3 separate regions of the Mus musculus genome follow, and all the other regions are linked to region 2. The links are chromatin loops, found by intact Hi-C in ENCODE. Cell type or tissue: left cerebral cortex. All regions are shown on one strand. Region 1 holds the start of B4galnt3 (beta-1,4-N-acetyl-galactosaminyl transferase 3). Region 2 overlaps Wnt5b (wingless-type MMTV integration site family, member 5B). Region 3 holds the start of Wnt5b (wingless-type MMTV integration site family, member 5B).

Region 1 (8,000 bases), 810 kb before region 2:
CCAGCAAGGTCTATAGAGCAAGTTCCAGGGCAGCCAAAGCTACACAAAGAAACCCTGTCTTGGAAAAAACAATGAGAGAGAGAGAGAGAGAGAGAGAGAGAGAGAGAGAGAGAGAGAGAGAGAGGGGAAGAGAGAGAGAGAGAGGAAGAAGAAGAAGGAGGAGGAGGAGGAGGAGGAGGAGGAGGGGAGAGGAGAGGAGAGGAGAGGAGAGGAGAGGAGAGGAGAGGAGAGGAGAGGAGAGGAGAGGAGAGGAGAGGAGAGGAGAGGAGAGGAGAGAGGAGAAAAAAGAGAAGAGAAACAAAACTCTCAAAAGAATAGGGACAGGAACACTAGAGGCCCAGCACCCAACAGCCTATTCTGAAAATGCTGGGAACATCCTCAGAGATGCAGAAGGTGGTGCCAGAGAGCTGAAATGTGCAGAAGAGCTGCTTCTTGGGTCCTTGGTCTGTGCCGCTCCCTGAGAGTGCAAACTCCTGTGTATGTGCAAATTTACAAGAACCACGCCAAGTCCTCATTGGTGGCCGGTGACCCCAGAGAGGAGTGTTGAACCCCAGAGCGGGTAGACATGAACTGAGCACCGGCAAGATTCTGCTTAGAGTAACGACTTGCCACATCTTACTTTTTAACTTCAGGATTCTCTGCCATCTCTAGTATCTATCAGATGGCAGGATGTAAACAGGAGAGTGTCTTTCTGAAGGAAGGTAAGTCTTTCAAGTAGGGTTTAGAACTCCTACTCGGCAGCCATGCACAGATGCCAGGATGAAACCCAGGGCTTCAGGCATCTAGGTACGCGTTCACACTGAGAGTTACCTGCAGCTCCTGGAGTGGGATTAATGACCAAGAAACAGGAAGAGATCCAAGGGAAGCTCATTTGACTCTTGTTTCAGCAACAACTAAATAGAATCCAGGAAGTTTTTTGTTTTTTTGTTTTTTTTTTTCTTGCCCTAGGTGATAAGATAAACTTTCAACTGTAGTAACAATAAATAATAAAATAAAATAAAAATGAAGAGAAATCAAAATGACTTTTCTGGGAGCCGGAGAGATGGCTCAGCGGTTAAGAGCACTGACTGCTCTTCCAGAGGTCCTGAGTTCAATTCCCAGCAACCACACATGGTGGCTCACAACCATCTGTAATGGGGTCCAATGCCCACTTCTGGTGTGTCTGAAGGCAGCAACAGTATATATATGACAAATAAATAAAATCTTAAAAAAAAAAAACCAAAACAACAACTTGGTTTCAATACCCTAAAAAGATGGGGGGAGGGGAAAGGAGAGTGGGAGGGAGAGGACAGGAGGAGGAGGAAGAAGAGTGCTTTTTCCTATGGGCTTCCTAGCAACAAAGCAAACTTCAGAGGAGAAAAATAATTGATATTATTCTGTTGAAAAGCCTGAGCAAATAAAGCTGTAGCTCTCTCCCCCACCCCCCATAAATGTGCTGGGGCATCCCTTACACTGATAGAAGGCAGAGAGAGGCTGTAATGATTTGGAGGCAGGAGCTGGGATACGGCTCAGTGGCCAGGATGCTCTCCTAGCAGCCATGAAGCTCCAAGAAGCACATAGAACGGCCATGGTGGCATAATTGGGTCAGACTTGGTCAACTGAAAGAGAAAATGTGGGCATGTAGCTCAATGGTAAAATGCTTGTTATGTGTAAGGCTCTGAGTTCGATCTGTGGTGTGCATGCAAAGCCACCAATGGCCGAGTCAAGAAGCTCTTCAGCCAGCCTGTTACATAGAAAACCCTATCTCAAAACACAAAGCATAAACTGGGCACAGTGATACACACCTGTAATCTCAGTACTTGTGAGGCGGAGGCAGATCAAACGGTCAAGGCCATCCTGTTGTAGAAGGGAGTCTGGGGACAGTTTGGGCTATGTGAAATCCTGTCTAAGAAATAATGCGTGTATAAGGTACAGTGTTGCTTTGAACTGAAAGGGGAAGTATGTCCCAGCAATGGGCTGCCTAGTGAAAACTTCAAAGCACATACTTCTGCTCCCTGAATACTGTGCCAAAAACTGGGGCAGGGGTTATGATAAAGTCATGGTCTCTTAGTATGTGAATTCCAGAGGAGTTTCCCTAGCCCATACACTTTATTTTAACCCAAGCATAAGATTATCATCCCTTCTCCCTTTCTTTTGTTCTTATTGTTTTTAGTATGTACTTATGTACTTGTTGTTTTAAAGATTTATTTATTTACTCCGGCGGTGGTGGCGCTCGCCTTTAATCCCAGTTGGAGGCCAGCCTGGTCTACAAAGTGAGTTCCAGGATAGCCAGGGCTATATAGAGAAACCCTGTCTCAAAAAAACAAACAAGTATTTATTTATTTATTTATTTATTTATTTATTTATTTAATGTATGTGAGTACATTGTCACTGTCTTCAGACACACCAGAAGAGGGCATCGGATCCCATTACAGATGGTTGTGAGCCACCATGTAGTGGCTGGGAATTGAACTCAGGACCTCCAATAGAGCAGCCAGTGCTCTTAACCACTGAGCCATCTCTCCAGCCCTGTTGTTTGTTTGTTTTGGGGGGGTTTGTTTGTTTGTTTGTTTTTTCGAGACAGGGTTTCTCTGTGTAGCCCTGGCTGTCCTGGAACTCACTTTGTAGAGCAGGCTGGCCTCGAACTCAGAAATCTGCCTGCCTCTGACTCCAGAGTGCTGGGATTAAAGGCGTGCGCCACCACGCCCAGCCCATTGTTTGTTTTTAAGACAGGGTCTCACTATGTAGTCCTGGATGGTTTGGAACTCACTAAGTAGATTAGGTTGGCTTTGAACTCACAGAGTTCTGCCTGTCTCTGCCTCCAGAGAGTTAAGATTAAAAGCAAAACTGCCCATCATGCTCAAACATCCTTTTTTTTTTTCTTTACGGTTTAATCTTGAACTTTATTTTTAGCGTTGGGGATTGAATTGTGGGTCCTATGGCTAATACATGCTAGGCAAATCTCCAGTTTTTTCATCATTTAAAAAAAAAGAGAGAGAGAGAGGCTGGAGAGATGGCTCAGAGGTTAAGAGGACTGACTGCTTTTCCGGAGGTCCTGAGTTCAATTCCCAGCAACCACATGGTGGCTCACAACCATCAATAATGAGATCTGACCTCCTCTTCTGGAGTGTCTGAAGATAGCTACAGTGTACTTACATATATAATAAATACATTAAAAAAAAAAGAGTTAGGGTATTGCTAAGTTTGCTGAGGCTGCCTTTGAACTCAGTCTGTAGTCCAGACAGGTCTTGAACTTGAGATTCTCCTGTTGTAGCTTCCTTCCTATCTGGTGTCTGCACCGTTAGCCTTGTTAATCCTGCACATATTCCTCCATGGACATGGTAAGTAGCCATCACTTTTCCTGCCTAGTATGACAAACTGTGTAAGGTCACAGACACAGGGCTTTGGCAGAGCTCCTGCTTTTTACTTCTTCATCCAGATGGAAGGGCCTGACCATACTGGAAAGGAAGAGAAGTGGACAAGGAGGGTCCAGTTCTGGTGCTGTGATGTGCATGTATAGTGCCAGCTAGTGGGGAGGCTAGGCAGGCGGATCATTTGAGTCCAGCCTGACATACTGAAACCCTGCTGCAAACAGTAACCACAAGAGCAATCAATTCAGTAAGGGTTCTGCCTGTTCCTGGGAACGACTCCAGAGAAGCAAACTCTGCAGAATTATTCGTAGATAACGGATTCAGGGAAACACGGATGGAAATCAAGATGTCCTCACTAGATGACTGACAGGTGGTACTGATGAGCGAGGCCAGGGAGAGAAAGGATGAGAAGCAGAACGTGTCTGGATGAGTTGCAGATGTGCTGCTGCGAGAGTGCTCAGAGTTTCCAGGGTGAATTTGTTTCTCCAGGGGAACGTCCAGGAAAGCAGCATGTGCCGAGGAGGGGAAGGCAATGGACCTCAGGGCTCGGGATGCGGCTCAGGGCAAAGCACTTGCAAAGTCCTGGGTTCTGCTCATGGATTACCTATACAACATTTAATATTTAATATTTCTGAGCCCATTTCTTTTATCTGCAAAATGAATCAGTGAACCCTACCGCTTCTGTATAAATGACTCGTGCGAGTTGAGAACAAAAATCAAGCTTTGCCAAGATGAATAGCAAAATTGCTTGCTTACTTACTTACTTATTTTGGGTGATGGGGACTTGAGACAGGCTCTTTTATATAGCCCAGGCTGGCTTCAAATTCACTACGTAGCCTAGGATGACTTTAAATTTCTGGTTCTCCAGCTGGGCGGTGGTGGCGCATGCCTTTAATCCCAGCACTTGGGAGGCAGAGGCAGGTGGATTTCTCAGTTCGAGGCCAGCCTGGTCTAAAGAGTGAGTTCCAGGACAGCCAGTACTACACAGAGAAACCCTGTCTCAAAAAAACAAAAACAAAAACAAACAAAACAATTTCTGGTCCTCTTGCCTTCATTCCTGGAGTGCTGGAGTTACAGGTGAGTTGTGTGGTCCTGGGGTCTGAACCTAAGCCTTTGTGAAGGATAGGTTAGCATTCTACCAACAGAGCTACAACTCTAGCCTGGTGCTTAGTGTTTCTCCATGTAGTAGAATAATAATTGTTCTTCAGGGGCTGGAGAGATGGCTCTGTGGTTAAGAGTACTGGTTGTTCTTCCAGGGCACCTCAGTTTAATTCCTAGCATCTGCATGGTGGATAACAACTGTCTGTAATTCCATATTGCTCTCTTCTGACCTCTGAGGTACACACAGGGTATATATACATGCAGACAAAAACTTTCATATACATAAAGTAAAATAAGTCTAAAAGATGTCTATTTTTAAAAGTATTGTTCTGCGTAGAACATTGCTGCTCTATGCACCTTTTTATTCCTTTTTAAAAGAATTAATGTTTTAGGGCTGGAGAGATGGCTCAGAGGTTAAGAGCCCTGGATGCTTTTCCAGAGATCCTGGGTTCAATTCCCAGCAACCACATGGTGGCTCACAACCATCTATAATGAAATCTGGTGCCCTCTTCTGGCAAGCAGGCATACATGCAGGCAGACTACTGTCTGCATAATAAATAAATAGATCTTTTTTTTTAAAAATTACTTTTTTAGAGTTTAGTATACCAAATGTTGAGTTTTCTTTTTCTTTTTTTTAAAGATTTATTCATTATTATACGTAAGTACACTGTAGCTGTCTTTAGACACCCCAGAAGAGGGTGTCAGATCTCATTATGGATGGTTGTGAGCCACCATGTGGTTGCTGGGATTTGAACTCAGAACCTTTGGATGAGCAGTCAGTGCTCGTAACAGCTGAGCCATCTCTCCAGTTCCCGAGTTTTCTTATGGTAGTTTTACACACATGCGCATGCATGCGCACACTCACACACTTCATTATGTTCTTGTTCAGCCCTCTCCCACACAGCCTTTTCATCACTTCTTACCCCTCTGTTACTGACTGCCTTCCTCCCTCAGGTTCCTTCTGTTATCATGTAATGTGTATTCTATCAGTCTCTTTCCCCTCTTCCTCTTCTCTTAAGGATTTTTTTGAGATGGGGGCGCGTATACATGCGGCTGCACTCACCTACACTGGAAATCAAAACCAAGGCTTTGTGTATGCTAAACATTTCTCCTACAATTGGTATGTACGCCAGATCACTCTTCTCTTCTGCAGTCTCTACCCCTAGATTTCTTTTGTCTCTGTGCTGACCTTGGCTGACTTTAAAAAGCTTGCCTTGACCTTTCTTTCAAAGCTTCTATAATCATAAAAGAAGACCTTTTATGTGGCATGAGAGTTGGGAGAAAAGAAGAGACTCGGAAGGAAATAGCGCGAATCCACCTGTGGTACGGGCAGCTTAAGGAAGATGTGCCTCTCCTTTTCATTTTTTCTTTCTTTTTAAAATATTTTATTTCTCAAATGTACATGTGTGCCTCTTTGTGTGGGTATATTCATGTGAGTGGAGGCTGGAGCAGAAGCTAGAAGAGGAAGTTGGAATTAATGGGTTTGGGGAACCCACCTCAGGCCCTGAAGAAGAGCATCATACACTCTTTTCTCTTTTCTTTTTTTGAGATTTATTTGTTTATGCGTACGTACACTGTAACTGTCTTCAGACGCACCAGAAGAGGGCATCAGATCCCATTACAGATGGCTGAGGGCCACCATGTGGTTGCTGGGAATTGAACTCAGGACCCCTGGAAGATGCTTAATCACTGAGCCATCTCATCTCTCCAGACCCAGACCATGCACTCTTAATAGATGAGCCATCTCTACAGTTCTGCCAGACCCCCTTTCCATTTCCCTAGTTCTTTCATGGTTCTGGGATGGAACCCAGGGCCTCCTGAATGCTAAGCATTTGGTCTGCTCTTGAGTGGCCCCTCCATTTTTTTTTTTTTTTTAATCTCCAACAATCTTTCACCCAAAACACCTAAAACTGGAGAAACTCCTTGTAAAGGCTCCCCTGGTGCCTTTCAGTTGTAGTTGCGCCAGGGAAAAAACGGTATTCAAATTTGACTTGGAAGACAGTTAAGATTGAATGAAGTGTCAGTTAATTGTGACTAGGGTCTTTCTAGGTAGAGAAAGGTCCTGAGGCCAAAGTCACAGAGGTCACTTAAAAAAAATGTGTCTCAGCCCCACAGCAAGCTTCGAAAGAGCGCCTTCGAATATCTTGACGGTGACTGGGTTTTCTTGGTTCACAGAGTCCATGTCTTAGCTCGCATCTTCTTTCAGTCCCATATCCCTCATCATCACCCCACACACCCTCCCACATAACTCCAAGCCGGTGAGTACGCCAGGGACCAGCTCTCTCTGGCCCCACCTCTCCCCTTCCCTCATTCTCTAGGGGGCGGGGCCCACCTGCGCCTGGGGGCGGGGCCAAGGCGTGGGCGGGACAGGTAGGGAGTAAGGTAATGCTCGGAGCTGAGAGAAAGCGCCCTAACTGCAGCAAGCAAGCGCAGGGGCCGGAGGGCAACTAGGAGAGCCTCCTGGGCAGAGCGCTGGAGTGAGAAAGAAGAGAGGGAGGGAGGTGGCGGGCCTGCGACGAGGAGAGGCGTGGAGCGGACACTTGGGGAGGAGGAGCCCGGCTCCGCGGCCGGAGAACGACCTGCGAGGCACCCGCGCAGCCCAGGATCACCCCAACGCGTCGAGCATGAGCAGTCGGCCCGCTGGAGAGCGACCCGGGGAGACTGGCTGTGCGCCGCGCTGAGCGGCGGAGCCGGGCCGGAACGACGGGTGGGTAGCGGGTGCTGGAGCGGCAGGCTGGGCGAAGCGCCATGGGGAGCCCCCGCGCCGCGTTGCTGATGCTGCTCCTGCGCCCGATCAAGCTGCTGAGGAGGCGCTTCCGGCTGCTGCTGCTGCTCGCCGTAGTATCGGTGGGACTCTGGACTCTGTATCTGGAGCTGGTGGCGTCGGCCCAGGCCGGCGGGAACCCCCTGAACCACAGTAAGTAGCGCCGGGGGGCGAGGAGGTGGCGGAGGTGGGCGGGCGCTCCGGGCGGGGACCCGCCTCTCCGAGCTGATTCCAGGTGCCGGCGCCGCCCCGCGCTTTCCTGGGGACCTGGGCTTGTCGAGGCCACTGTGGGTCGCTGATCCTGGCCTGCCCACTCAGGACAGAGTGGAGCCGGGACGCTCTCAGGACATCCGGAGCGCTGGTGGAGGATTGGGGCGCCTTCCACCGTGCGGGAGCCACAGCCTCGCGGGACAGAGCTGTTTGCGAGCGCGGGCTCTGGGGCTGCGGCGCACTCGGCCACACGCTGCGATCAGAGCCTCCCCAACTTTGCCCTCGGCTTGCTGGAGTGGTTGGCTCGCTGTTTCCCCTCCAGCCGAGCTTTCGGGGGTTCCTTTTCAAAAAGCACCTCCGAGAGAGACGCCTGGCCTTCCCGCCTTGCGTGCGCCTCTTTTTCCAAGAGTCCCACCTCCTGAATGCGTGGTTCTCTGCTGGTCCAGACTGCCTCCTCCAGTGTTTTCACACTCTCCGCAATACCCACAGATCTAACAAACTCCCCAGACCCCGCCCAAGGCGACCCTGCCATGAGTAAATTCCTACTTGTATTTTTATTTCATCAAAGCACTCAA
Region 2 (8,000 bases):
ATGGTTAAGGGCACTGACTGCTCTTCCAGAGGTCCTGAGTTCAATTCCCAGCACCCACATGGTGGCTCACAACCATCTGTAATGGGATCCAATGCCCTCTTCTGGTGTGTCTGAAGACAGCAACAGTGTACTCACATAAATAAGATAACTATATCTTTAAAAAATTGGAATTAAAGCTTTCAGACAGCTCGCTATGCCACAAACTAATGTCCACAAGTTTCCTGTAACGAGGAGTCAGAGCCACATGGACTTTGTGCCTGTTGTCCTTGTTTCATTTCTGTCGCAGTGATAAAATACCCTGACAGAAAGTAACCCAGGGGAGAGAGGCTTTGCTTCAGCTCACAGTCTGTCAGATCAGGGGAATCCGGGCCACAGGAGCTTAGAACTAGTCACCCCGAATCCACAGTCCAAAGCTTACTACGAAGCTCATTTTCTTATGAGTTATGTGACTTTCACTCTCATACAGTCCAGGACCCAAACTTAGGGAATGATGCTGCCTGCAGTGGGCTGGATCTTCACATATCGATTAATGTAATCAAGCAATCCTCACAGACAGATCTGGTCTAGGCAGTCCTTCACTGAGATGCACATCTCGGGTAGTTCTAAATTGTATCAAGTTAGTAGTTAAAGCTACCCATTACACCCTTGAACGCTTCACATTTTTTTGAGGTGGCTCATCTTCATCCAAAAAGTCATAGATATGATTCACTCCTGCAGAAGACAGATGATTCAACAACACTGTCCTAAGTAGGGAGGGGGCTCTGAGAGTCTACTCTCAGCCTAGGCTGTCTTAGTTCAGATTGCTATTGCTGTGATGAAACACCGTGACCAAAGCACCTTGGGGAGGACAAGGGTTATGTGACTTCCACTTCCACATCTCAGTTCATCTTAAAAGGAAGCCAAGACAGCAACCCAAACAGGGCAGAAGTCCGGAGCAGGAGCTGATGCAGAGGCCATGCAGGGGTACTGCTTACTAGCTTGCTCCTCATGGATTGGGCAGCCTGCTTTCTTTTAGAACCCAGGACCACCAGCCCAGGGATGGCCCAACCCACAATGAGCTAGGCCTTCCCTCCAATCAATAATTTTAAAATGCCCTACAAGCTTGCCTACAGTCAGACCTTAAGGGGGCATTTTCTCTATTGAGGTTCCCTCTTTCCTAATGACTACAGCCTATATCACGTTGACATAAACCCAGACAGTACGAGGTGCATGACTGGTATGCACAGGACCCTGAGTTCCAGACCAGCACCCCAATCAGAAACTAATGAGAGGATCTACTTTGATCACGTCTCCTTGTTGTTGAGGAATGGCCTCTACAAACCCCTGACTGTCCTGAAACTTACCTGATAGACCAGCCCATCCTCAAACTCAGGTCAATATGCCTGCCTCTACTCAAGCGCTAGGATACAGGTGTGCCATCACCCGCAGCTGGCCATTTGATACGGATGAGAACAAAAATTCCTTTCCAATCAATTGTTTCGTGTCTGATCAAAGGTTTGGAGAAGGAACTAGAAGTTGCCGCTCAGCTTGACGTTCAGTGTGAATTCCATGCTGGCTTTGAAGCTTCCCAGATGAACTGTGAGATCCTTGATCATTCCAGAGTGGGGTTAGAAATCCGCAATCAGTTTTGCATCCATGGCCCAGAGCTAGGGTTAGTAAGGAGAACAGCTACCTAGGCTGATGGGGAAGGCAGGGACTCAAGGCCAGGCTGGGAGTTGTCACCAATCTGTGATTAATTGTATGCTCGGTGATTTGTGTATAAATGACACCCGCAAAGGCCCTGTGAGATACAGACAAACTCCCTTGGGAGTGCGTGCTCTCAAAGACTGCCGTAAGTAGTGCTTGACATTGCAGATCTTACCCACACATTACCTTGAGATTAAGCGTTGCCGTGGGATGGATATTTGCTCAGTGGTGAGGGATGGTCGGTATGTGTGTGTGAAAGAGGGGAGGGGGTAACAGGCAAGGTGGGAACATGACCTTTTGCCCTCCAAAGCCCCAGTGAGTGCTCCAGACTCTGGCAGTGCCTGGGCACTGGGCAAATCTCCCCTAGGCATACAGGGCAGGGGTTAGAGGTTAATGAATGAGTTCACGCCCCACACTCAGTATCCTGTTTGACAGTGGTTATATACATGAGATCTTAAATGGGGTCAAAACGGGAATTGCAAGTTTTCCCCAAACTCTTTATTTCTGCAACAGTGGTGTTCCGAGGTGGCTGCCCCTCCACAGGGAAAAGGAAGAGTGTGGCTCTGGTCTCTGAGAGACTCAGTATATGTCTGAAGCAGGGCCAAGGGGAGAGCAGGTGGGGGCGGTCCTGGCTGCTTCTATTCTTCTCTAGTAATCCCTTAAAAAATAATTGCAGCCCCAGACCTCCGCCTCCAGCACATTTTCCACTTGATTAGAGGCCTTTGTGGGGTAGGCAGAGGGGCCTGCAGACGTGGACATTATGCTGGACCCTGCAATGTCCAGCTGGGACTTTTTCCATCAAAAGGGGATTTTAGTAAAACCATTATCAGGGGCTTAGAGGACAAAGGCCGATGAGCTGCAAACCAGGGGCAGATTAGTGGTAGCAGCCTGTTTCGGGCCTGTAGAAGGGTGGGAAGGAGCTTGCAGTGACTTGCATGCAAGTGCCTTGATTTCTCTTGCTAGTTCCTGGCAGATGAGGAAGTGGGGTGAGTGTAGCAGCTGGGGCTGGGATGTCACGGATGTGCGAGGTAGGACTAATGTCTGCTTAGGCTTCTGGTTATGTCCACCTCGCCTGGAATTCACTGTGACAGCTCACAGTTCACAAGGAGAAATCAAGAAAGGCCCACGTAGCCAGGGGGTAGTGGCACACACCTTTAATCCCAGAATTTGGGAGGCAGAGGCAGACGAATCTCTGAGTTCAAAACCAGCCTGGTCTACAGAGCAAGTTCCAGGACAGCCAGGGCTAACCAAAGAAAGGAAGGAAGAAAGGAAGGCTGGTGCTGGGTCCCTTTTTAGGGCAGATGGACACTGTTTGAAGGAAGCACTGAGGGATTAGGGAAGGCGGGTGCGGGGGGGTGGGGGTGGGGGGGGGTGGCGGGCAAGAGAACGTTCTGTCTATAGTCTTGCTATTAGGACTGGGGGTTCCTTTGGGTGGACATCTGGGGAAAGTTATCTAAAATATAAGCTTCTGTCTTGTTGGGCTCCCCAGAGCCACACTCCATCTTCATTGAGGAAATGGAATTTCAGGCTGTGGGAGTCAGTTGCCTCCTGGAGGGCCCATGAGGGATCTGACACTGTCTCCCTCCCTGGAAGGCCCTGGCTTCTCCCTGTGTGCATTAAAGCCATGTTGACATTACCTGCTGAATGTAGGCCCTTGGGTACCAACTGCAGGGCTCTGGACAGGACATTTCAGGCCTGAAGTGCTGAGTATTCCTGCCTCAAGTGAAATTCACAGAAAAAACTCTGTTCTTTAAAACCTTCACTAGAGAAAACGTACAGGAGGTGGCGGGAGAGGGAGATGGAGACAGAGAGATGACAACACATAAATATAAAGCCTGAAGGCCAGAAGCGAAGCTGTCGGAGGCTGCACATCAAAGCCCCCCTCCCTCCCTCCCTCCCTCTCCGTGCCCAGGGCTGTGAGGGTCCTGTCATCCAGCGTCCTCGGTCCTCCGAGTCATGTGGGGACCTTTCTCTTGTCTGCAGACTCCCTTCCTGGCATTGTTCTTTCCAAACCCGGCTCCGTTCTATATAGTCACTCAGAGACACATTTCAGCAATGGTTTCCATAACGGGTTTCCATAATCTCCCCTGGGAGATTTCATGATTTTCTAAGAGTCCTCTTGGTAGTTCTGGGAATAGCAATGTTCTTCACACTCAAGCGCAGCGCATACTAGAGGTCTGTCTTATTCATTCTCTTAACAAAACAAAACAAAACAAAACAAAACAAAACAAAACAAGAGCTCTGTATGTTTGAGCTAATAATCGGGGCTCACCCGGCTCACAGGCTGGTAGAAGTCTTCCCTCCTTTGTCCCATGGCAGTAGCAGCTGCCTCAGACCCACGCTCTGATTCTCTGACCTCAGAGACTCTAAGTGTCAAGAGGACAAGAGCCCATCCTCTACGCCCTCAGCCCACCCCTCACTGCAGCATGTGGAATCTGGCCAGGGTGGCCCCGCGGCTCTGAGTGCATGCTTGTCTTCGGCTGCCTTTCTCTCGTCTACGTTCTGCATTTACACCGTGCAAGAAACCTCACATCCTTCTTAGACCCATCAGGGTCTGGCTTCACGGGCCCCTTTAGATTCTACAAAGACGGCTTCATGTGGGCAGTGAATATACTGCATTCCTTTGATAATTAAAGTGAATTAGAACAAAAATGTAAACTCCCAACTCTTTTTCTATTTTTCTTTCACAGTAACAGGATGCTTAGCTCTATCTTCATGCATGATTGTAAAATTTCTCCCCACTTGCCAAACTTGGCAAACGTAGCACTCCAACAGTTTTCGAGAAGGAGCCTTAAGGAATCAGCTGATACTTTCCCCCAGGCCCACCAAAGCAGAGCTGCTAGAACTCAGGGATCCCCATGAAACAGTAACACCCCAGAGACACGGTGCCAGGAGTCACCTCGCTGGTGCTTTAAAATTCAGTCTTGGGCTGTTGAGATGGCTCAGCAGGTAAAGGTGCTTGCTGTCCAGACTGACTCACAGACACATGCATGCCTACACACGTATACATACCAAAGGGTGAAAAAGGAAAAAAATTTAAAAAGCCAGTCTCAGTGTTTGGAGGAAATAATGTTCCAGTTGTCAACTCTTAGATCCTGGCAGAACTCTTGCGAGTGGGGGAAACATCAAGAGAAAGGATTTGTTAGCCTGGAGGGCTGGGTGGTCTCGCAACGCAGCCACCAAATCATAGACAATGCTGCCACCTACTGACAAGATCCAGAAATTGCAGATCTGGTGGGTAAATTCTGTCTTCTGTCTTCACCAAAGAATAAACTGTGTTGTCTACACTTAATTTTACTGCTTTATATTGAGTCCAAAACCATTTTAATTAAGTAAAAGCAAAGGAAACCACGTTTGTCTGTTTTCTGCCTCTAAATTGTTTGGACACAGCTCAATTTCATTAACAGCAGGAGAGGTAAATCCTGTGTACATGTCCTAAAATGAAGGTAAAATGAAGCGTGTCATGGAACAAGATGTTTTCTGTCCTCCCTCCTTTGTGCGGAGATAGGGTCTTATGTTGCCTGGGCTGGCCTTGAACTCTTTATGCCTCCATAAGTTCTGACTGTAGGCAAGCTTGTAGGGCATTTTAAAATTATTGATTGGAGGGAAGGCCTAGCTCATTGTGGGTTGGGCCATCCCTGGGCTGGTGGTCCTGGGTTCTAAAAGAAAGCAGGCTGCCCAATCCATGAGGAGCAAGCTAGTAAGCAGCACCCCTGCATGGCCTCTGCATCAGCTCCTGCTCCAGACTTCTGCCCTGTTTGGGTTGCTGTCTTGACTTCCTTTTAAGATGAACTGAGATGTGGAAGTGGAAGTCACATAACCCTTGTCCTCCCCAAGGTGCTTTGGTCACGGTGTTTCATCACAGCAATAGCAATCTGAACTAAGACAGCCTAGGCTGAGAGTAGACTCTCAGAGCCCCTCCGTATTTGTCAAGTCACCTGTCTTCTGCAGGAGTAAGTCGTCTCTCCATACCTATAATGCCCAAGGGCTTTGTGTACGCTAAAGCAAGCACTAAGTACTCTACTAAGTACTAGTTAGTAATGTGCCTCCACCTTGTGGGAATGTGCCTGTTGCCTGACTTTAATTAAGCATCTTTATTTCTAGAGCAAACAACGATGCTGTTTGCTGCTGAGCCATGTATGGTATCACTGGTAATGGATTTCTCATCTCATTGGTAATGCATTTCTGTAGTTCCTTCTGTGGTTGTTTGTTTTGAGATGGGGTTCCTCTCTGTAACAGACCTGGCTGTCCTGGAACTCACTTTGTTGACCAGCTTGCACTTGAATTCAGAAATCCACCTGCCTCTGCTTCCTGAGTGCTGGGATTAAAGGTGTGTGCCAACACTGCCCTGATGCATTTCTATAATTCTTATTGGGTCTTTGGACAATCAGACTCTTCTATGTATGGAAAAAATGGGCTAACTTCTGTCCCAGGAGGCCACCTGATTCTCTGTCTATTGCCTCTGACATACGGTGGCAGAAGAGGTGTGTCAGGTGGGCTGACCTCAGCAGAGTGGAAAGGCCATTCGCCTTTCTCGTCCAGGCTCTGCAAACCTGACTACCTTCTCTGTTCCCAGCAGTGGCCAGCTGTGAGCCTGGTAAGGCACAGGGATGGAACAGACCGCCCACCTCAACAGTTTGTGTTCCCAAATGAAAGACAGATACACAGTTGAGCTGCCCTCTGGGTCCAGAGCAGTCAAGATAGAATATAGAGTTCAGTAAGTAATAACTCAGGACTATTGGCAGGAGGGGGATTTAACCGTGTAGAGGTTACAAAGTGGCCCAGGCATATTAAAATTAAGGCTGTGTGAGGTGTGTGTGTGTGTGTGTGTTTCTTTCGGGAACATGAAGCATCGAGGCAGGTGGCAAACCCACTGACGGGGTTTATTAATTAAAAAATATTACTACCCTTACCATCTAGCCTTAGCCAGCTATTACTCCACTATGTAGACCAGGCTGGCCTCTAACTCACAGAGATCTGTCTGCCTGCATAAGCACTGGGATTACTGGCGTGTACCACCAGGCCTTGCCCTAGTAGTCTAACTATTGCCGTTCCTCCGTCCCTTATCTATCCGTTCAGTTCCAGCCTCTGTAACTTTTTTCCAGAGTCTAAGAAATATCAGGACTGAGTTTGGCTCCTATTTAGAGACCGAATCTCAGAAAGCCTTGCCCTAGACTGAGAAATGGAAGCAGATGTGTATGCAAATAAGGGTAGTTTGGGAAGAGTTTCCTAAGGAGATGCAATATCACTGACCTTTGTAATACTTTGTGCCATTACCAAATGAGGAAAGCGGTGTTGCCCAAGCCAAGGCTGAATGACCCCATATTGCTTGAGAAATAGTAACTATGTCTTGGACTATTTCCCTACCGTCCAATTCCCATATCCTGGGTCCATGACATGAGCGGCCATTACAGACAGGCAGCATAACATGATTGTTCTTCCCCGAGCAGATAACGCTCACGGGCCTAGTGTCAGTTAGGTGAGCCGTGCACACCGTAATTCCACTCTGTGGAGTTCAAGAGCAGCTGTGGCCATATAATGAGTTTGAGGACAGCCTGGGCTGCATGAGACCCCGTCTTTAAAGAGGTGCTTGATAGTAACAAAAGCGGGCTCTTTACTTTCTGAGGACCATGGAGGGTACAAGGAGACATGAGTGAGGTCAACCTTTCCACCCTTGACGAGGAGAACTAGCCAGAGTTCCTGCAGCTGGACCCTAAGTTATGATGCAGGCAGGTATGCATAGTGTGTTACATGTGTGAGCATTCTTAGTTCCGAGGTTTTCAAAACACAGGCTTCCAGCATTACTACCGGAACTACTGTGGGTCCTGACTCAGGCCTCTGGGGACAGTGAACAACACACCCAAGGCCACTGGCTTCTCTAGCACCTATTCTAGGCTATTTGTGAACCTGAACTTTGATCAGCTTCAGGAAGAACCCTGAACGCGGTGTTCATAAAACATATCGAAGTTTGCACGCTACAGTTCCTATCAAGCAGCAGTGATAACCTAGGGCATTCTGGGGTGGGGGGTGGGGGTGGGGGATGTTAAGGTTTCTCCTCCCAGAATGCTCCAATGCAGGACCTTTCTGAAGGGACTGGAGTCATGTGTGGTTCCAGAAGTAGTTACACATGGGCCACATCTTAGTGTTTATTAAAGTCTGTATCAGCTTCCACTCTGAGGCAGAATTCTCACGTCACCTGCATGGCATCTTATTGACTCTCCAAGTATAAAATTCAAAGCGCCATATCTGCCGGCTATTGGCCAAGCTCTCCAGCACGCCACGCCAGTCCTTCTGATGTCATTGCCCTGAGCTGC
Region 3 (8,000 bases), 53 kb before region 2:
GTTGGAACTGTTATAGACTATGGACTTCGGAAGTTGGATTAAATGTATTTTACATCATAAGATACCCATGAGCCTACTGGCACCCAGAGTATATTGTCCCCAACAGGCTAATGTGTTTCAACATTTGGTTCCTAGCTGGTGTTGCTGTTTGGGAAGGTTGTAAATACCTCAGGAGGTACCTAAGCCCTGCTGGAGGAAGAATACCAGTGGAGAGTAGGCCTTGACTTTTTTTTTTAAAGGATTTATTTATTCTTATATGAAAGCACACTGTAGTTGTCTCCAGAAGCGCCAGAAGAGGGTGTCATATCTCATTACGGGTGGTTGTGAGCCACCATGTGGTTTCTGGGATTTGAACTCAGGACCTTTGGAAGAGCAGTCAGTGCTCTTACCCGCTGAGCCCTCTCACCACCACCACCCCCCTTTTTTAAAGGATTCATGACTTTTTTTTGTTAAGACTGATTTTTTATTTTATGTGTGTGAGTATTTTGCCTGTATGTGCATTGCATATGTGACTGATGCCTGCAGAGGCCTAAAGAGGATGTTGGATCCCCTGGAACTGGAATTAGGGGTGCTTGTAAGCAGCCATGTGGGTGCTAGAAACCGAACCCAGGTATCCTTTGCAAGTACTCTCAAGAAAGGAGCCATTTCTGCAGCTCCATCCTTGACTCTCAATAGCTCAGCCCCACGTCCTGTTCTGTCTCTGTTTTTGAACTGCTGTTGGAGTGTGATAGCAGACTTCTCCAACATGGCGGGCAGAAAGTCCTCTGGAAGCGTGAGCCCAAATGAACTTCCCTCTCTCAAGCTGTTTTCGTCAGGGTGTTTTATCAACAGAAGAGGAACTAAGACACAGACCCTGCTGGAAGGTATGTAAGTGGACTCCCCCTTAACCAACAGTCCCCAAAGTGTCCCAGCTATTGTGAGTCTGGGTAGTCCATGGTGGATATTGGGTGGATATTGGGTCAGATTCACTACTTTTGAAAGCTCTTATTCTTAGAAATAACTCGAGCTTCTGTGTTATACTCAGAGAACCAGCAGAAGACAAATGCTTTATACCAAGCGCACTGCGGGTCAGGGACTGAAGGACAGCTGTCAGGCTGAAAGTCGTCAGCTTTACCTCATGGTCTTGTTCTAGGTTTTGCAGGTTCAGTCCACCCCCTCCCTCCCGGAAGGGAACACTTTCTGTGTATCCAAAACAAACGCTTTGCAATGGTCCCTGTGAGCAGCCTTGGTTGGCCTAGAGGATTACCACCTGAAGGTGTTCTGCATAGAGAACCAGCTGTCCAAAGATCTCCCCCATGGCCTTGGGTCTGGCAACAGCTGACCTAAGGATAGGCCAAAGAGAAAGCCCCAAGAGTCAAGGGGTCCCCCTTTCCTCTTTAGTTGTTATGGCTTAGAAGAGACCTCCAAGTATGGGTGCTGGCCTGTGCGTTCTGAAGACAGTCCCTTCAGTAATCAGAGCTGAGGTCACTGAAATTCCTGTAGGACCAACTATTTTTTCCTAGTTTTCCCAGGCTTGCCTTCCTTTCCCTCCCATCTGCCCACTCTCTCCCCTTCTCTCCTTCCCTTCATTTATGTATTTATTTATGTATCTACTTATTTATTTTGGTTTTTCAAAATAGGTTTCTCTGTGTAGCCCTGGCTATCCTGGAACTCATCCTATAGACCAGTCTGCTCCCAAACTCATAGAAATCTGCCTGCCTCTGCCTCTGAGTGTTGGGATTAAAGGCATGCACCACCAAAGCCCAGCTGTTGTTGATGCTTCCTCTTCCTTCTCTTCCTCCCCCTCTTTCTCCTCTTCTCCTTCCTCCTCCTCTCCTTCCTGCTCCTCTTCCTCCTCCTCCTTTTCCTCCTCCTCCTCCTCCTCCTTTTGATGTAGGACCTCACTGTGTAGTCCATGCCGATGACAAACTTCTTGTCCTTCCTTCTTTTTCTTTATTATTTTATATTATTATTTGGTTGTTTTGAGACAGGGTCTCACTCTGTAGTGCGTCTGGTCATCATGGCAAGGCTGGAGGTGGCTGGCTACATTACATCTGTGGTCAAGAAGTGGACAGCGATAGATACTCATGTCCAACTGGCTATCTCCTACTCATTCCATCATTTAGTGGGCATCTTTCCCCTCAACTAACCAGCCTAGAAAAATCATCCAAAGACATGCCCAGAAATTTGTCTCCAAGGCAATACTAGATCCTGCCAGATTGCCAATCAATCTAAAGCAGACCTTCTTGCCAGCCTCTGGAGCACAGGTTCTGTATAGACCTCGCTAGCTCACGGCCCAGGCTATGCAGCCTGCTCATGATATGCATCTTAGCTGAGCAAGGGCTTCCCACAGGGCCACTATCTGATGTATCTTGGACAAAGGAGGGAAGGAGGGATGTGCTGGCTGCTGGCTGAGTTGCTTCTCTCACGCTGTCAGCGAGGGGCAGGCAGAGCAAAATGACCCTGGGCGAGCATGAGCATTCTAGGGGTCCACCTCCCCACATCCTGTTTCTCTAGACTTTAAACTTCCGGATGGTGAGAGCTCACGGATTGAACCCCAGGCAGCATTCAGGTTTTGTTCCCAGGTGGCCTTCTGGAGTGATTACAACCTCCAGGTTTTCCCTGAAACTTCCACAAAGCCAGAAGCCCAGAACGAATGATTCACTAGAGGGAAATACTGGAGCCAATTATAAACTGACAAAGCCAACTCAGAGATTTTGTGCTTGTTTTAGATGGCTCTCCCCTTGTCCCATGTGTCCCCAAGGATAAAGCCCTTGAACTGGACTCCCTGAGAGGGCAGGGTCCTATAATTATCATAAGGCATTGATTTACTGGCTGGACCAGATCTTGTAAACCACGCTCACTTCCAAGTGAGAAAAGTCCCGGAGTACCTGGGCTGCTGCCACCCCAATTCCAAGAGCCTTTCTTTCCAATTAAGGGATCATTTGATGAAAATATCCCTTAACTCTTCCTATTGTGACCCCTGAGAACAACAGCTCCTTACACCTCCTCAGTGTGATGAGTTCCTTGTCTTTTTAATGCCCAGAAGGGGGATTCTGTCCCCTTCTTTGGTTTCTAGGTCAAAAGTACAGTGTCTTTGATTATTACTGCTGGTTCCTTCCCCTCACCGAACTGAATTTCGAGGGAATTTCTTTAGCAGGGTGACAAACTCACAACCTGCAGAATGGATTCAGATCATGTGCTCGTGGTGGGCACCATGTAACCAGGATCTGGAACAGGGTTCTGCCACCAGCTGGAGGCCTGGACTCCCCAAAGCCTCTTCTAATTCCTTTCACCTTTTCCGGTTCCTTGGGCAGCTCACTGTGGTGTTCTGTGAGGAAACAGACTAACAGACTATAGGAACCGCCATAAAAGTGTTTAAATTCTGCCCTGAGCTAAGGCCAAACACTGGCCTCTAGTGACCTTTGCAGGCTACTAACGGTAGGGTCCTTTTATGTGCCTCATGTTTATCCGGAGACTAACTGGGCCCTAAGTCCTGACAGAAGCCTTTCCCGCTAGAACAATCCAGGCATCAGAGTCCCAGTCTGAGACCTGCCTGTGTGGGTCCGGACCGGGGTTTGCAGAGTGGAAATAGCTCCCGGGTCGCTTCGCAGCTCCGGACTCCAAAGGGTGTCACCAAAAGGTGAGTCACGCGTCCGCGCTCCACGTCCACGCGCGGTTGCAGTGCTCTGTCCCCGCAGAGTCTGCGGGACAGTGGGCGCGGAGGGGCGCGGAAGGCAGGTGCGGGGGCCGGTCCGGCTCCGGGGAGGAGCCCTCCGGAGCTGGGCGTCGCGCGCGGCCGCGGGCTGCGGGGGGCGGGGAGGCGGCGCGGGGCGGGGCGGGGCGCAGGCGGCGGAGCCCCGGGATCGCGCGCCCCGCGCCGGCGCTGCACTCGAGCCGTGGCCGCCAACGGTGCCGCTAAGTCGGGGCCGAAACTTCTCGGGGTCCCGCGCTCCAGGCCGGTGGCGCTAGCGGCGCCTGAAGGGACGGTGGGGACAACGCGTCTCCCCGGACCCCGAGACCGCGCAGCCTGCGGCCGAGTCGGAGCTCCGGGCGCCCAGCGCCCATCAGGGCGGACCGGGCACTCCGGGCGGGCAGGCTCCGGCCGCGGATGAGGAGTGCGGGGCGGCTGCGCGAGCGGCCCGCGCGCTGAGCCGAGGCTGCCCCGTCCCGTGGACGACCCGACGCCGCAGCCCCCGCAGGTAAGCTCGGGAGTCGGCCCCGCGCCGGCCGAGGGCGCTGTGTGGCCAGGTGGCGGGAAAGGGGCGCGCGGCGACGGGCTCCGCGGGCCGTTGCGAACAAAGCTGGGGCCGCGCGCGGGTGCCTGGCGCGGGCAGGTGGGGCGCGAGCGTCCAGGGGCTCTGCGCTCGTACGGCGCCTGGCCCGGAGCGGGACTGGCCCCCGGGGCGCTGCGCGTCGCCTCCGCGAAGCGGGGAACCCGGAGCTGCTCCGCTTTTCCTGGCTCGCCGGGGCCCAGCTGCAGTTTTGCGCGCGACGAACGGCGCGGAGTGTCTCCGACAGGTACTGCGAAGGGATGACTTTAGCCCAAGTTCCTGTCCCAGGCCACCGCGGGTCACACACTGGAGACGTGGTGCTGTCTGGTTCTCGACTGCTCCTCTGCATCTCTCTGTCCATCCTCGCGGGGCGCCTCAGAGGGTATCTGGCCCAACACTCTGGTCAGACCCAACTTTCTTGGGTATTTGCATCCTCACAAGTCATTGTTGAACACTGCTCACTTTGCTTCTAGAACGATCGGTTCTGTTTTGCAGGCAGAGAAACTGAAGTGGCTCAAGCCCAGGGTGAGTTGCACAGTGAATCGATGGAGGAGGAAACGTTTGTCCCCATAACCAAGGTCCCTTTTCAATGCTTTTGCACTGCCAGGCCACGTTGGCAAAGCTTTCAGCAGCTGCCACCTTGAGCAGTTTCAGCCTGGTACCTGGAAGAAAAAAAGACCCAGGGTCAAGTTAGCAGTCTCCTCAACTACTCAGGCCACCTCAGAGAAAGGCTCCCATTTGCCAGAACTTTGGTGTTCTGGCTGTCAATATAGGAACAGAGATAGCAAGCAAGCAGGGGCTCACTCCTTGCCAGAGATCAGCACTTAGGCAGGTCCATGTGGACATATTAGGGTTTCTCTTTTGTGACTGGCCAGACAGCACAGGCCCGAGTAGTAGGTACACTCCCAGAAAGCTGGACCATCTTCCCCTGAGCCACTGTTCCTGCGTGGATTCATTCCGGAGGAGAGCCTGCCTATTTATCAAAGATGAGGCCCTGATCTCAGGCCCAGGCTGGAGATGGCCCTGATCTCAGGTCCAGCAGCCACAGGCCTGACCTAGTAAAAACCCCACCTTGGTGCAAGGCTGGGTGGGGAAGGCTGCAGGATGGTTTCCTTTTATTTCAAAATAGTATCACATCTCTCTTTGACACATGATTGGTAGCTATAACTAGCAAGGAGGAGGGGCAAAAAACAATGCCCAGAGACACTGGGGGCCAGTGTCCTGAGGAGGAAGGCAGCGTTGTGTCTTCATAAGATGTTGAAGGGCAGGTGCCCAAGAAGGGAATTGTACGGGAAGCCAGGGCTCCTAACCAACAAGCGCAGGTGGCAGACACCATGAGCGGCTGTGACAGACATCGTCTTTGAGCTTTTTGTTGTTGTTTCACATCGTTTCCTAGTGTGATCACTCTGTAGACCAGACTAACCTCAAACTCAGAGATCCGCCTGCCTCTGCCTCCCGAGTGCTGGGATTAGAGTGCGCCACCACACCCAACCCTCTTTACCTTTGTTGCCCCTCCACGCTTCTTTCCTTAAAGACTGCGGGAGGACCTGTGACACAGTGGACACAGTGTGGCGATCTCCTTGCCAAAGGAGCTCATCCAGGCTTGGAAGAGCTGGCCCGTTCCCATCTGTGGAACTCCTGCTTTCCTAGGCTTCTATACTCTGAGTATTTAGGTGTGTGAGAGATGGTGTTTTCTTAAGGTGTCTTGAACCTCCTACCTCTACAGTCCGGATGTAATTGTGCCACCTTGCAGAGCATCTTATTGGTCGGAAATGATCCTTTCCTTAGTTTTCTGTCTAGAAAGCATAAAAGTTTAAGGGTCAGGCTAGAATGTAGCTCAGTGGTTGGAGTGTGTGGTTACTGTGTGTTTCAGGCCCTGGGTGCCATCCCAGGTGTGTAGGCAGGGGCGCGCACACACATTGCGCACATACACAATATTTCCGAAATTGCTGGGAGACATATACTGTGAAAGGAAAAAAAAATCTTGGGTTGCTCTCCTCCTCTGTATTTTACCCTTCTCTTAGCCCTAGTGGCAACTGAAAGACTTTGTTTGTTTGCGATGCCCAGGCTGGAACTCTGGGCATTGAGCTTGCCAGTCAGTAATCAGTGTCTGAGCTCATTCCTAGCCCAAACAGGGTTTTAAAAAAGAATTTTGTTGTTTGTTCTTGTTGAAAGGGGCAGAGGCCAGGCTGGTGTGTTCTGACTCTCACTTCTAAGATGGCTCTGGATTGCTGTATTCCGGCGTCTGTAGTGTGGCGGGAGCAGTCTGCGATTCTGAGTTTGCTCCCCCCCTCCCCCCTCCCCGATCCTCTCCACATCACTATCGTCGACTCCTTAATCTCCTCAGCATCCACCAGACCCACAGCTCGTGTAGTCCTCAGGGCTTCCGTTGTGATGTACCAAGGAGTGGTTGTAATTCAAGCCTCTCTAACTTGGGTCGGCAGGAGATCTGACAAATCCCCGTGTGGGGAGAGAGCTGGGAGCCTCATATCCAGGCATCCAGGCTGGTTTCTGTTCAGCATTTTCAGACTGTATCTGGGAGTTCAGGGAATCCAGGGTTTAGAGATGATAATGGGTACGAGGGCCTGAACCTCTCTCGGAGACACACCTGCGTGCTTCTCCTAGCTTCATGTTGGTGGAGTCCCAGAAATGGACCTGCTGAGGTGGATTCAGTTCTGTCTGGGCCTTTTCCTTCAGCAAGAGCCACCAAGGTGCCAGAGGGCAGGTGACTGCCCTGCTTTTCCCAAGCCGACCGCCGCCACCCCTGGGCGCCTGTTTACCTGGCTAAATTTAAACCTCTGCCTTCTGAATCCCAGCCTGACCCCCTGGCTCTCCGTCTGCTGTGACCACTGGCTGACTGCTGTGGCCGTGTTTCCTGACTTCGTCCCTGTGGTTACAGTTGGGTCTTTTTGTGCCATGTGAGTCTTCTTTCAGACTTTCTAAAGTTGGTCTCTGTCCTCCCTGCTTTCCCACCCCTGTGGCTTTCTTCTCAGCTCTTCCCTGCCGCCTGATTTGGAGCCTGGGTTGGTACGGGTGGGGGCCTTGTCTTGACATCTTTCCAAACGCCAAGCACGAAGGTTTCAGGAAATCTCCTCAGGGGCGGCTGCTGTAAGCCCTCAGGGGGCACTGACTCTCAGGTTCTGGGGTCCCCTCACTCAGTATGCTGCTGGCAGCACTGCCACCACTAAAGGATGCTAAAGAGGTGGATTTTTTTTTCTTCTGAAATTGGCAACTCCAGATTCCAATCCCAAATCCCCAAAACTCATCTGTCCCAAGTGGTCTGTTTTTGTGTCCTGGTTTTCCCTTGGATTTTTGTCCTCATTTCTGTTTCGGAGGTGGGATGTGTGTATACCTCTCTTCTCTGTCACTTAGTGTAAATCAGGTTGTCTCAAAGTCCCCTTCAGTTCTGAGCCCTGTTCCTCTACAGTTTGCCCTTGTAGTTTGTGGAAGTCATTGGGCTGTGCCTCAGGCCTAGATGGGAGGCACGCCAGTGGAAGTTCAGATGTGTGTCCCCTGGAGGAGAGGGAGGGTGTTGAGAGGAGGGCCTGAGCCTTGTCCTTTCTCAGTCTTTCTTTCTTTCTTTCTTTCTTTCTTTCTTTCTTTCTTTCTTTCTTTCTTTCTTTCTTTCTTTCTTTCTTCCTCTCTCTCTCTCTCTCTCTCTTTCTTTCTTCCTTTTTAATTAGATATTTTCTTTATTTACATGTCAAATGTTATCCCCTTTCCTAGTTTCCCCTCCGAAAATCCCCT

The links. A loop is a pair of places that touch in the nucleus more often than their neighbours do. Peaks named below come from ENCODE experiments on the same cell type or tissue, not always from the same donor. Only the 100,000 strongest peaks of a DNase experiment are listed, where the experiment ranks them.
Region 1: a loop joins it to region 2, with 2.4 times the contacts of the local background. A loop is called at or near these places in 2 of 42 quality-filtered maps.
Region 3: a loop joins it to region 2, with 2.2 times the contacts of the local background. A loop is called at or near these places in 7 of 42 quality-filtered maps.

What each region holds. Positions count from the first base shown.
Region 1 is chr6:120,293,759-120,301,758 of GRCm38, reverse strand. It overlaps B4galnt3 (beta-1,4-N-acetyl-galactosaminyl transferase 3), which reads left to right and starts at 6,862. Exons shown (of 20, transcript NM_198884.2): 1 at 6,862-7,368. The coding sequence starts at 7,200. In left cerebral cortex, CTCF peaks have their summits at 400 and 4,966 (motif pointing left); DNase peaks (open chromatin) are centred at 7,206, 7,610, 7,624, 7,769 and 3 more places; H3K4me3 peaks cover 1,363 bases; H3K27ac peaks cover 356 bases.
Region 2 is chr6:119,486,808-119,494,807 of GRCm38, reverse strand. All of the region lies in intron 1 of Wnt5b (wingless-type MMTV integration site family, member 5B), which reads left to right. Among named protein-coding and RNA genes, the nearest start is that of Fbxl14, 11 kb to the right of the region's middle. In left cerebral cortex, CTCF peaks have their summits at 3,828 and 4,891 (motif pointing left); DNase peaks (open chromatin) are centred at 4,692 and 4,837.
Region 3 is chr6:119,540,162-119,548,161 of GRCm38, reverse strand. Wnt5b (wingless-type MMTV integration site family, member 5B) reads left to right here and starts at 3,815. Exons shown (of 5, transcript NM_009525.3): 1 at 3,815-4,181. Gm52875 reads right to left here. Exons shown (of 2, transcript XM_030255703.1): 2 at 3,815-4,915. The coding sequence starts at 4,614. The coding sequence ends at 3,898. In left cerebral cortex, no CTCF peak of the experiment used is centred here; a DNase peak (open chromatin) is centred at 3,535; H3K4me3 peaks cover 1,364 bases.